Regions from separate parts of the Homo sapiens genome. Here region 2 is linked to region 1. The links are chromatin loops, found by intact Hi-C in ENCODE. Cell type or tissue: mammary epithelial cell. All regions are shown on one strand. Links, peaks and the distances in the headings refer to the core of each region. The heading gives the core; the rest is flanking DNA. Region 1 has its middle 8.9 kb from the start of MIR6895. Region 2 holds the start of KANTR (KANTR integral membrane protein).

The links. Hi-C counts contacts between places; a loop is a spot of excess contacts. Peaks named below come from ENCODE experiments on the same cell type or tissue, not always from the same donor. Only the 100,000 strongest peaks of a DNase experiment are listed, where the experiment ranks them.
Region 2: it touches region 1 in a loop (7-fold over the local background); 2 of 110 quality-filtered maps call a loop at or near these places.

The regions. Positions count from the first base shown.
Region 1 is chrX:53,185,227-53,188,040 of GRCh38, forward strand. It overlaps a transcript of KDM5C not described here. Among named protein-coding and RNA genes, the nearest start is that of MIR6895, 8.9 kb to the right of the region's middle. In mammary epithelial cell, for the core only: no CTCF peak of the experiment used is centred there; a DNase peak (open chromatin) is centred at 1,345; H3K27ac peaks cover 334 bases.
Region 2 is chrX:53,092,000-53,094,813 of GRCh38, forward strand. It overlaps KANTR (KANTR integral membrane protein), which reads left to right and starts at 2,143. Exons shown (of 3, transcript NM_001397448.1): 1 at 2,143-2,285. RefSeq lists enhancers at 1,235-2,059, 1,772-1,831, 2,142-2,261 and a silencer at 2,322-2,471. In mammary epithelial cell, for the core only: CTCF peaks have their summits at 1,287 and 2,505 (motif pointing left); DNase peaks (open chromatin) are centred at 1,342 and 2,012; H3K4me3 peaks cover 1,190 bases; H3K27ac peaks cover 1,095 bases.

The DNA.
Region 1 (2,814 bases), core at 164-2,663:
CTAATGGAATATGAGAAGTGATGTGTGCTACATCCGGCTCATAGAAACCTCCCACATGGTCTTTTCCTCTTCTGGCTATTAAGGATGGAGATGACAATAAATACAATGATGACCATGTTTTGAAGATGGCAGACCTTCTAGACAGAAAGTGCCTAAGCCTCTGAATCATCACTTAGAAGAGGGAAACTCAATTATTAACACCTGTTTTGGAATACTACAGAAGCAAGAAGTAAACTTGTCTTAAATCTCAGAAAATTTTTTTCTGTCCCAGGAGCTAGCTTTACCTTAACTAGTACATGAATGAGTACCAGTATTATAAAGCATTGCAGTGATTTATTTCTGCAGGTGAGGGTCATGGTGAGAAATCATGAATGGGCTCCCTGATTTCAATGGAGGTGACAGGTTCATCTCCAAAGAGAAGTTGGGTCTCGTTCTTATAATGGATAGCAGAGCCATAGCAATAATCAGGTTTGACCTGTGGAGGTTTGTATAACAGTGGATAATTAAGGATAGTTTCCCTAGGACCAAAATAGGTAGCCTGATAAAGTCCTAGTTGTTATATAACCCCAATAATCTTCTACTCTGGAAAATGGAGGCCTGATTTTGTCCTCAAAAATGTGGCATCCCAGCCTCTTCCCCAGTTCATAGACCAGAGCCCCTTGAATGAAGGGGAGGGTCCATCTGAAGAAGGACCTTGCTACACTTTTCACAAGTGTGTATGGCAAAATCTCCCTCCTTGCTTTCCTCACAGAGACCTGCAGCCACAGTCATTGTACACTGGGGACAGGGAAATATCCAGGCCTTTGAAATAGACTGGATATTGGTTCTGAATTAATGTTAATCTCTGGTGATCCAGATTGCCACTGCAGCCCATCAGTCAGAGTGGGATGGGGTTATACATGAAGTTTTGATCTGAGTCTTTCTTACACTGGGCCCAGAAGAAATCCTGTGGTGATTTCTCCAGTTCTTGGATATACTATTCGAATCTACACAGTATAGATGGCATAAAGGGGAGGAGGACTACAGCTGAAGAGCAAGTTAAAGATTCAAGAAATGGGGGATAAAATTGGAGGTGGCAATATCGTGACAACAGGAGTCCCAGGAGCAGAGAAAAATAAAAATGGAAAAGTGGGTCTATTTTGTGAATGAATGGCTGAGCATAGGACTCCAAGTGACCCAGGCAAGCTGAGCTCCCCATGGTGAGTTGTGTGTTAACTGTCTCATCAAGCCACGAAGTTATCTATGTGCAGTAGCACTCCACCACCGAATAGAATAGAGTTATACAAGCAGGCCTAGATGATGAATAAGCTGCCTGAGCAAGTGAATCATACTCCCAACTGCTGTACTGCCATCCCTCTCTCACCCACACCTGAAGCCTCATGGGGAATTCCCTGTGACCAGGTGACTAAGGGATACAATATTCTATTCCAGCTTGGTTTATACATAGCCCTGCATGATATGCTGGCCCTGCTGAAGTAGCTAGCTGTAGTGTTACAGCCCTACTTAGGGTTGATCCTGAAGGACAGTGAGAAGGGAAATTCTCCCAGTAGAACAACTGCCTGGTCACATAGCTGGTCAGAGGTATAGATAGGTTTCCACTGTTTCATGAGTAGTTTTTAATGATTCGGCTAAATGGTGAAGGACTTGGAAATAACAGGACTGAAATATTATTGACAAGGTCTGAGGAAGAGCATATGGCTGTCCCTCTTGGAATGGGCAGAGATATTCACGTCCCACATAAATAAGCACCAGAGAGAGTCCACTGCAGAAGAGGAGCTCAATCAAGTAGACAGGTAGGTGTCCTGTTCTGTGATGTCAGTCAGCCTCTTATCTGTCACCCTTTTCTTTGCCCAATGGATTCCTGAACAAAATGGCCATGGTGGCAGGCATGGAGGTTATGCATGGACTCCACAATATGGACTTCCACCACGACCAATCTGGCTATAAGCCACTGCTGAGTGCCCAACCTGCCAACAGAACAGTAACCCAAGCCCCCCTGTGGAACTATTTCTTGGTGGCAGCTGATTACAGACAAGACAAAATGAAAAAAAGCCACTGGACCCCCAAAATTCTACTGGCAGGAAGCAAACTGGGGAAACAGTTCAGCTGCAAACATTTGCTGCCTTTCATGAAAAAGGAAGGCACACAGGGTAAAACCAAGAGATCAGAGGGCAGAGCCTTAGAATATTATTCCCAGGCCTTGACATCTAATCAAGAAACTTCCATTTTCCCAGCTGGATTTCAGAGTTGTTAGTTATAGACCAGTAACTCCTTTATGTCTCCCATTTCCCCTCTTTTTGAACCAGAATGTCTGTAGTAGTTGTCCTATGGCTATCCCACCATTGTACCTAGGGTGTGTTGGGGACAGATAACTTGCCTCTTAAGTCTCACAAATCAGCCAGGCACGGTGGCTCATGCCTGTAATCCCAGCACTTTGGGAGGCCAAGGTGGAAGGATTGAGCCCAGGAGTTTGAGAACAGTCTGGGCAATATAGTAAGATCTCGTCTCTATAACAAAATAAAAATAAAAAATAATTTTCTTTTTTTTTTTTGAGACGGAGTCTTGCTCTGTAGCCCAGGCTGGAGTGCGGTGGCGTGATCTCGGCTCACTGCAAACTCCGTCTCCCGGGTTCAAGCGATTCTCCTGCCTCAGCCTCCAGGCGCCCACCACCACTCCCGGCTAATTTTTTGTATTTTTAGTAGAGACGGGGTTTCACCGTGTTAGCCAGGATGGTCTCGATCTCCTGACCACATGATTCGCCCGCCTCGGCCTCCCAAAGTGCTGGGATTACAGACGTGAGCCACTGCACCCGGC
Region 2 (2,814 bases), core at 145-2,644, 93 kb before region 1:
TTTTTCCTCCTGGAGCCTAGAGTTCAAGACAAATATTCTTAATATTTTTTGTGCCATGGACCCCTTTGGTGATCTAGTGAAGCCTAATGGGACCTTTCTTTTTCTTTTCTTTTCTTTTTTTTTTTTTTTTTTAGATGGAGTCTCACTCTTGTTGCTCAGGCTGGAGTGCAATGGTGCGATCTCGGCTCACTGCAACCTCCACCTCCTGGGTTCAAGCAATTCTCCTGCCTCAGCCTCCCGAGTAGCTGGGATTACAGGCGCCCGCCACCACGCCCGGCTAATTTTTGTATTTTTAGTAGAGACAGGGTTTCACCATGTTGGCCAGGCTGGTCGGGAACTCCTGACCTCAGGTGATTCACCCGCCTCCGACCTCCCAAAGTTCTGGGATTACAGGCATGAGCCACCATGCCCCACCAGACCTTTTCTCAGAAAAAAAAAATTGTTTAAATTCATAAAATAAAATATCTAGAATTACAAAAGAAATTGATTACATTGAAATATAGTTATTAAAATATGGAAAAAGCAAATATGTGCTATAGTATAATCGTATATGTACTCCCCATTAATCCATTAAATCATAAGATTTAATGGAGGGTCTAATGACTATCATGATTTTAAAATAATGATTGAAATTATATGATTTTCAAGAGATCTGCAACATCTATAATGTGATATGAAAATCTCTGATTTCTATTAGTGACAATCAGTACTGCTACTACTGCTGCTACTATGCCTAGTTACATTCTTTATTGAAAAATGCTAAATTTCAGTTAGAGGAGAGGGAAAATAAAGATGTAATTTTGTTTTATTTTTTTGAGACGGAGTTTCAATCTTGTTGCCCAGGCTGGAGTGCAATGGTACGATCTCAGCTCACGGCAACCTTCGCCTCCCAGGTTCAAGCGATTCTCCTGCCTCAGCCTCCCTAGTAGCTGGGATTACAGGCATGTGCCACCACGCCCGGCTAATTTTGTATTTTTAGTAGAGATGGGGTTTCTCCATGTTGGTCAGGCTGGTCTCGAACTCCGACCTCAGGTGATCCGCCCGCCTCGGCCTCCCAAAGTGCTGGGATTACAGGCATGAGTCACTGCGCCCGGCCATAAAGGTGTAAATTTGTTCCCATCCAAATTCATGGACCTCTCCAAACCCTGTCCCCAGCCTCGATTAGAGGTCTGCAGAATACAAATTAAGAACCCTTGCAAATAGGAGGGTCCTTCCCATCTCTCCTTCCTTCTTAAACAGTTTTCCTTTGGAAGCCTGGGTTTTATTCTGGGTCTTACTGCGCCGACTGCCGGCGGTGTACGGTAAGAAGACGCAAAGACGGGGCGGTGGTGGGGAGTGGTAGCGGGAAGAGGCAGGGCCGGAGCGCGCGAGGGGTGGGGCCTGGCTGTGTGACTTCAAGCCAGTCAGTTTGCCTCTCTGGGCCATAAGTTCTGTCCGCCTGAATACTGGGAAAGAATTGGGAGGAGAGAACTTAATTATTTATGCCCCAGGCAACTGATCTATATTTGCCCTCTCATTTAATCCTCACACATTGTGAGGAAAATTTTAAAACATCTTTCCATTTCCAGATGGTTAAACTGAGGCTCCTAGCGAGGTTGTCACTTGACCAATGTCTCAGCAGGTATCAGGGACTGGTAGGTGACACGCCACATCCCCATAGCCACCTCATCCTCCATGCATGGAATAAGGAACTCTGCTCACTTTGAGCGAGAGAAACCTGGCTTAGGAATCTCTGCAGGTGGGTGTGGAACTGTGAGAAACTAGGGGCAGAATCGCGTCTCTTAGCAGAGCGGTGGCAGTGCAAGGTGGCTTATGGAGAGTAAAACGTCAAAGAAGCCAGGCATCTCGATTGTGCAGTGACTCGGCGCCTGGCGTGGCTTCCGGCTTCCCGCCTGCGTATTCCCAAGTAGCCGCCTGAAGACCTGTCGAATAGACAGGCAAAGGGCCATGACAAGCACTCCTTTCCTGGCCAATCCTATTAAAGGGTGGGCTTGGCTCTTTAACCAATCAAAGTCCCCCGAAGGGGCGGAGTTTTCCTCGGTTTGGCTCTAAGCCTCGGGGGTAAAAATAAAATGTTTCCATCCCCAGCCAATCCCTGGAAAGGCAGAAGGGCACTCCTCCAATGGGAGCCGGGGAGCCGTCGGTAGCGGCGTAGGCCCGTGCCCCTGCTCGCGCTGCAGCCCGTGGAAGGGTTCCGTCCAGCGTATCCTTCAGATCTTGCTGTAGGCCTCTGGTGTCTGTGCGCGCGCGGCAGGGGCGGCGGCGGCGACGGCCGGAGGTGTACGGTGAGAAGCCATAAAGACGGGGCGGTGGGGGGAGTGGCAGCGGGAAGAGGCCGGCCGAAGCGCGCGAGGGGTGGGGCCTGCGCGAGCTTTTACTGGGGCGGCCTCTCAACCCTAGGTCAGCGGGTTGCGGAGGATCGTGCGGGTCGCAAAGGGAAGCCGAGTGCTCCTGCGGCTCCCAGACTGCAACCAGGTGAGTACCCTGCGGAGCGGTCGGTGCCCGTTGCTGCCCTCCCGCGGCCCCACCTCCCACCCTCAGTGTCTTTCGAAACGGTTCCATGCAGGTCTGCCGCTCACGTGATCGTCTGCGTGCGTGTCTGTCTTTGCATCCCCTCTCCCATCTCTGTCTCTGTCCCACTTTTTGAGACGTAGTAGATATAAGATGCTGAATCCTGACCAGTTTAAACTAGCTATGAAACCTTGAGCTATCTCCTTCACCAGCCTGGGCCTCAGTTTCCTCATCTGCCAAATGGGGGTCTGATAATGTGTACCTGAGACAATGCATGTGCATTACTTTGCCCTGCACCCGGTC